2 separate regions of the Mus musculus genome follow, and region 1 is linked to region 2. A link is a contact called in ENCODE Hi-C or POLR2A ChIA-PET data. All regions are on one chromosome and are shown on one strand. The core of a region is the stretch at or near the end of the contact, and the rest is flanking DNA. Distances in the headings are between cores, read along the strand shown.

Region 1 (3,721 bases), core at 713-3,212, 37 kb after region 2:
AGGGATCTGGGAGAAGCAGAGGTGGGAGCCATCTGCCCCAGGGACTTGCTTTGTCCTTTGAAGGCAGATTTTGTTACAAGAAGGGGGCCTTAGAGAACAGGGAAGAGCTAAGAGTTCTCAGATACTGGCCTCCTTTCTAAGACCAGCTGCCTCACAAGGCTAGCTGAGGGCAGGGCTCAGCCCCAGTGGGACAGTCCCTTTTAAGTGACTCTCAGTGTGTGACCAGGCCGGATAGATAACCCTGCCCGGTGGGAAGCAGGGGCTAAGAGTGTGGTTTTGTTTGGAGACAGAATCTTATGTAGTCCAGCCTGCCTCTTCTCCCCAAGGGCTAGAGCTACAGGTGTGAGCCAAGCAGGGCAAACCAGTCATATAGTTTTGGAGACTGTAGGGAAAAGAGAAGACAGAAAATTGAGATCCTTTGCAGGGTCTTGACACTCACCCCCCCAGCCCCCCCCCCCCCCAAGCTGGCTTTTCACAGATGCCAAAAAGCCCTCAGCAGAGTTAGGCATTGGTCACCTAGTTAATGAAAACCAGGCAGAGGCCAGGGAGACTTTCACCGTTCACTTAGGTCTAACCAGTCTGTTTGCCTTTCTAGCTAGCGTGGGCACTAACTGCCTGCTCCATTCAAGCCTTGACACCTGAGCCTTAGATCTCTAACCTTGGGTTGGGAGGTGGATTTAGGAATGGGAGCGGGTACCCCCACAGCAGCCACCCACTGAAATAGTTCGAGCTTTGCCACATTCCCCAGACCTGACAGAAACTACAGGGCACAGGAAAGGATTCAGGGTTCTAGAAAGTCTGGGCCCCACAGGCTTCTCCCCCCCACACCCCCCTTAAATAAACATTCCTCCTAGAGTCAGAAAAGAACAGAGCGGTGAGGAGGAACCGGCCGAAGGTTTTATCGCTCCGGCAACTCCGGGTGATTCATTGAGTTTAGACTCCAGGTTGTCATAGATGGAGGTACTCAAACACACAGCCAGTCGGGGAGGTACGGGTCACTAGCTCCCTGACCTCCTCCACCTGGCTATCCCCTCGCCTGTGACCAGCTGCCTCCCCCCTCCCGCCCCCCCGCCCCCCCCCCCTCCTCGCGGGAGCCCAGGATTGAGCAAACACGCCCTGCAGCCTGCCCAGCCACCGGCTGGCTCCGACCGCGCTCCTGGCGATCCCCCAGGCAACTCGGCGTCGCGAGAACCCGCACCCTGAGACCCGACTCCCTGCCCTCCCCCAGAGTCCCCAAGGCCCCTGTCAGGCCCAACAACCTCTCCCTTGCTCTTGCGACTTGTCCCCTACGGGGATACAGCGCAATGCAACCAGACCCACTCAGTGCTCCAAAGACAGCACAACTCACTCCCGCGGGATCCCAGGTCCCCAGAGAAAGTGGCCGGAAAGAAAAAAATCTCTTGTTTACTGGGCCAGATAGGCCTCAGCTGGGATTCGCTTCCCTATTTCTGCGGTTTCTTTTCAGCAGATTCCCGGGGCTGGAGGAGAAAGGGTGGATCCGCCCGGGCAGGGAGTGGGGGTGTGGTTCAGGGGAATCTGAATTCGTGGAAAGGTCTTCAGACTTCGGGAGAGGCTGGACTTAGAGTCAGCAACAACGTGGCCAGGAGCGCACAGACCACAGGGATCCTGTTAAACACTACCTCGGGAACAAAACTGAGAGGCTAATTAGGACAGGTCACCACAGGGAACCGGGACGCGGGGAGGGGAGCCCGCGTTGTAAGAAACTCGGGCGTGGGGTAGTCAGGCCGACAAAGACTCCGGCCAACAGCCCGCAGGGGTTCTGGACTCAGTCCACAGATTTAGGGACGTGCGCCGTGACATTCCCTCGTGATCTTGGAGACTGGGCTCTTCGGGAAGGATCACGCACGAAAGAGGAGGACGCTCCGTGTGCGCTGTGTCCACGTGTGCAAGCTCGCTAGGGGAGGGGGCGCGGAGCCGTGACAAAGACGGACTTTGTGTCCTAGTGTGTTCCTCGCTCCAGCCCGGAGCAGCGAACTGTGCCAGGCATGTGTCTCATGGGAAAGCCAGGACGAAAGTGACAAAGGTTGGGTGTCTGTCACGGGTAGACGCGCCAAGGTGGCCACCGTGAGTCTGTGGGTGCGTGCGATCGCTGGGAGATGCAGCCTAGGGGTGTACTGAGCTGCACCCCGAACCTCTTTCGGGAGAGAAAGGCGAATCCAGAAAGTGAGTACGCGCAAGTGCGCGCGCGCCCGCGTGCGGGGGCGTGGCAGTAAACAGCAACAACCCACTAGTCAGTTTGGCCAGAAACTCCGATCGCCTTTCCCAACCCGAAAGTGCGCGTCGGCCGAGCCTGGAGGTGAGTCGGAGGGGGCAGGGCCGGGCGCGCTTTGTTACTGGGGATTAGGATTGCTCGTACCTGGAGCGCTGCTGGCCCCGGAGGAGCGCCGGGAATGGAGGTGATGTCACGGTGATGCAGCCCGGCCCACCCTGGCCGAGAGAGGGGAGCACTGTGCCTGGGGAGGCGGGCGGGAGAGCGAGCCACTGAGCGCGCTTAGCTCAGTGCTCAGTCGGGGGTCCCTGGGAGGCAGGCCCCCGCACCTTTGCTCAGGCCTGGTCACCCCCCGCCTGAACGGGCTCTGGCCCCGCGCCCTGCTTTGAGTCCCTCCTACGCCCGCCGGCGCCCTGCCTGGGGCCGAAGTTGGCTCTGAGCGCGGCGCCGGAGCGGGCTGGCTGCGCGTCCCAGGTAAGGGCTGCTGCCTCGGCGCTCCGCCCTAGCCATCGGCCCGCAGGAAGGGCTGGGTCCAGCTGGCTGGGAAAGGGAGAGGGCCGAGGCCCCCGGTGAAAACCCAAGGGGTGGGTGACGATGCACCCACTCTACAAGTTCGCAGAAAGTTTCCAAACCCGAGCCAGCTGGGGATTTAATGGCTCGGGGAAGCCAGGTTCTGCGGCCGGGGGTGTTCCGCAAGGGATCTTAGTGTCGGAGAGCTGTTCCTCTATCCACTCTCGTAGTGGGAGGCTACGGTCGACTGTGACTGTAGGTTGGCTTCCTTTCCTTATTTCGCGGCAGTGCGTGGGGAGGGCAGGTTTCTGTGACCAGAGGGATTAGGGACAGAGAGCCTGGTCCTTTGCTCTTTCGGTTCGAACTTTCAGGGGCGTAGAGTGTTGACACAGTCCAGTTGGAATAGGGAGGTGAAGGCTCAGGATCTCTCCGCGGGAAGTTTGGAATTTCAGAGGCCTACGGCGCTTCTCCGTGTAGAGGCCTATGTTCTGGGTCCCACCCCTTATTCACCCCTGGTTTTTCCAGAGCGCTTTCCGTTTCTACTTCGCGCCCACACGTTTGCACTTACAAAGTTCTAAATCATTCCTTAAGATTTCACGATCTTGATTCTGAAGTACAGACACGAGAATATATAGAAGCGTGGCTTTGTGCTCCTGGAGAACCCCATCCCCCCAACAAGGTCTGTTCTGTGGCTGGGAGGGAGTGCTGCTGGCGATGGGGGTGGGGCACATTCCAAGCGGAGAGCAGACCCTTGATTGCTTAGAAGATCTAAGACTCGGCGTGCTGGGGTATTTTGGTCCAGTGAAAGGGAGGACAGTAAACGGGCTGTGGGTCCTCCCGTGCCTTAGCATCTCTCCAGGTCCGTTCTTACCGGGTTCGTAGACCAGCCTACTGCTTAGAGGGCCAGAGGGCTGAGACAATAGGACTGACTTGTCCAGAAAGGAGGAAGTGGTGGATAAGAGGATGGGGGAAGGCTGGACA
Region 2 (3,488 bases), core at 45-2,544:
GGTGATGGCATATCCATCCCCTCTGACTGAGACCTCTCCCCGGAGTCCCCAGATTCTATTCAAAGAGCCTAGAAGGCTGGAGATGGTGACGGGGGTGGGGGGTGGGGGGGGTGGGGGGGTGGTCTGAGACAGAGTTTGAGAACTGCATGGGCTATGGAATGAGTTTGAAGCCAGTTTGAACAATACACAAAGGCCTTGGCTCAGACAATAGATAGATAGATAAGACAGACAGATGGACAGATGGACAGACAGACCAAACTCAAGATTTAGCCAAGTCAGTAGAGTGCCTGCCCAGCACTGAATTAAAAATGACGAGACAGAGCCAGGAGTGGTGGCACACACCTTTAATCCCAGCCCTTGGGAGGCAGAGGCAGGTGGATTTCTGAGTTGAAGGCCAGCCTGGTCTACAAAGTGAGTTCCAGGACAGCCAAGGCTATACAGAGAAACCTTGTCTCGAAAAAAAAAAAAAAGAAAAAAAATGACGAGACAGGTATGGTGGCACATGAGCCTGTGCCTATAATCCCAGCATTTGGAAGGTACAGGAAAAAGAGGAGTCCAGGCTAGCCTCAGCTACATAGCAAGTTCAAAGTTGGCCTGAGATACAAGACACACTGTCTCACATAACAATAAATATATAGATAAATATATATGAGCCAGAAAAAAAATCAACTTTTTTTTTGGGTGGGGGGGGTCAGTTTGACATAAGCTAGGGTCATCTGGAAAGAGGAAACCTCAACTGAGAGAATGCCTCTATCTGACTGACCTGTAGGCAAGTCTGTGGGGTCATGTTCTTGATGAATGGCTGGTGTGGGAGAGCTTACCCACTCTGGACAGTCCATCCCTAGGCAGATGGTCCTGGGCTGTTTAAGAAAGCAGGCTGAACAAGCCATGGAGAAAAAGTCAGTGAGCAGAGGCCCTAGGTGATCTCTGCTTTAGTTCCTGTCTCCAGGTTTCAGGTTCCCACCTCAGCTTCCCTCAGTGATAGACTATGATGTAGAAGTATTAGCCAAATAAAACCAAAGGGTCTAGCATAACTGGTTTAGGATAGTTGATTAGTAGAGCCCCCACCTGTTTTTTTGACTCAGTTTCCTTCATTGGGTGCAGGAGAGGCAATGAGGTGTATCTTGTCTCCATCCTACAGGCCTGGCCTACTCTGCAACCCCCAAGGCCCCATTTCCCTTCCCTGGTGTGAGGAGCCTGGACCCCCATCTCCCCAGCTGTTTTTGAGACCTCTCTGCGAATAACCCTGGGATCCTTCCAGTCAGCCCAGCTGCCCCCATGGCCGTTGGCCAGTAGAAGACTTAATCCTGTCTGTGGTAGCTCCTTCCCAGATTCCTCCTTGATGTATATTTAGCAGGCCAGGGAGGGTGAGCATTACAGGAATGCCAGCCAGGATGTCCTGGCTTGTCACGCCTCCTAGAGGGTGGGATCAGGCCAAGTGCTATTGAGGCTAGCCAGATGCTGCAGGGTAGGCTAGCACTACCAGGTACTGAGCTGGCTTCAAGCATAGGCTGGGCTCTCAGACCCTCAGGGTCTCATTGGGAAGCACTTGCTCTTTACCCGGTTCCTCAGGGACATGGAAGGATTGTGGGAAAGAAGACTAGCATCAAAGCATGCCGCAGTGCATGTGACCGGCCTGGGCTGATTGTGGGCGCTCCTGCTGCTGGGAAAGGCAGCTGAGACCGCAGGCTGGGGACTGGAATTATACAGAACACCTGTTTTGAGAGTCTCTTCCGGTCTGGGCGCCCACACTCTCAGACCTATGCTTTCACTTTGGGAAGTAACCAAGTCATGGTGGCCAATGGGGACAGAGAAGGAAGTTCTATGGCCTTCACTGAGAGTACTCCAGGGGTCCTGCCCTACGTGACCTAACTGCCAGGTGGACCTGTAGGTAGACAGTGTGGACACTGATGGACCACCTAAATTCACCCAGGGCCCCCAGGTACAGAGGCAGCTGGCTATTCACCTCACGAGGAGGATCCCTCCCCAGAACCCACATATAAGATACATCTTAGCCTCAGAGACCAGGACAAAGGACTTGGTCCAGCTAGCTGATCACCATCCCCATGGCTTTCTTCTTCCTCTTTCTGAGCGAAAGGAACACAGCAGGCAGATCCAGACAATGCCCCACTGCTCTGGGGTGCTTTCCCCTGACCAGTGGCCCTGGCCCTAGGATACCTGGGAGTAACCGTTAGGAGGCAGAGATTTTATTTGCCAGGGTGAGCAATGGGCCCATCCAGAAATGATCCAGGAATCATCAGCCATGAATCCAGGCCTGGCCCAGCCTGGATGGAGTCTCTGTTGGCTTCCCTGATGAGGGAGCATTGCTTCTCTAGTTTTAATAGTGTGGTAGCACACATCTGTGATCCCAGTCCTCGTGAGGCTGAGGTAGAGGTGGCAGGGTCACCTGAAATTTGAGGTCAGCCTGGTCTGTATAGAAAATTCCAGTCTAGCTAGGACTACCTATTAAGATCATTTGTGAAACAAATACAAGGGAGCCTGGGAGATAGCTCAGTTGATGAGGAGCTCAACTGGCAAGAGCAAGGGCCACAGTTTGGTCCCCAGAATCCAGGTTAGAAAAATCTGGGTGTGGTGACTTATTCCTGCAATCTCTGTGCTAGGGAAGCAGAAACAGGCAGCTCCCTGGGTCTCTGTGGCCAGTCAGACAGTCAGACTGCCCTGCTTGGTGGAGCCCAGGCCTTATTAAAAAGGAAGGAAGGAAGAAAGGAAGGAAGGAAGGAAGGAAGGAAGGAAGGAAAAGAAAGGAGGAAAGAAAGTGAAGGATGGATGGATGGATGGATAGACAGACAGACAGACAGGGGGTGAGGGGAGCCAGGGATGGCTCAGTGGGTAAAGGTACAACACTGACATCATTAGTTTGATTCCTGAAACCCACATAAGGTGAAAGGCGAGAACCAACCTGGGTTCTACACAAGCTGGGGCATGCATACTTGCTCCCACATCCTTCAAATACGTGCTAACAATAAACAAAAAGTTTACATCTGTTCAGGGAGCGTGTGAATGTCACAGCTTGCTCGTGGGCTCAGAGGACAACTCTGTGGAGTCAGCTCTCTCCTGTCCTTACAAAGAGGGTTCAAGGCACTGAATTGACATTGTCAGTTTGTGGGGTAGGCAACTTCACCCACGGAGCCACCTCACCAACCCATTAAAATCAGCAAACATGGCTGATGCCTGAGGAACAAATGAGATCCATGGTCATCCCCTGGCTTCTGCACTGACAGTCACATGTGTGCATGTTTATGTGCTCACCCATGCACATGCACACACTTGCACTTGCACATGCATGCACACGGGCACACACATGCACACTTGCACACATGCATGCGTGCACACAAGCACACTCGCACATACATGCATGCACACAGGCACACACATACACACTTGCACATACACACATGTCCACAGGCACACACATGCACACTTGCACATGCATGCACCCAGGCACACACAGGTACATTTGCACATGC

What was found. A loop is a pair of places that touch in the nucleus more often than their neighbours do. ChIA-PET counts read pairs that join two places held with the same protein, here RNA polymerase II (POLR2A).
Region 1: a map of mouse trophoblast stem cell shows a loop between it and region 2 (2.4-fold over the local background). The contact joins the promoter of Gprc5c here to the enhancer-like site in region 2. A Hi-C loop is called at or near these places in 9 of 37 maps with a recorded cell type or tissue (Patski, heart, left cerebral cortex and 2 more). POLR2A ChIA-PET finds 5 or more read pairs at or near these places in 4 of 5 experiments (Patski and embryonic stem cell).

What each region holds. Positions count from the first base shown.
Region 1 is chr11:114,849,570-114,853,290 of GRCm38, forward strand. It overlaps Gprc5c (G protein-coupled receptor, family C, group 5, member C), which reads left to right and starts at 1,963. Exons shown (of 5, transcript NM_001110337.1): 1 at 1,963-2,317.
Region 2 is chr11:114,813,722-114,817,209 of GRCm38, forward strand. No RefSeq gene overlaps it. Among named protein-coding and RNA genes, the nearest start is that of Gpr142, 12 kb to the left of the region's middle. Within about 2 kb of position 1,295, at least 1 of the 3 ENCODE cell types and tissues checked has a DNase peak (open chromatin) inside an H3K27ac peak, as active enhancers do.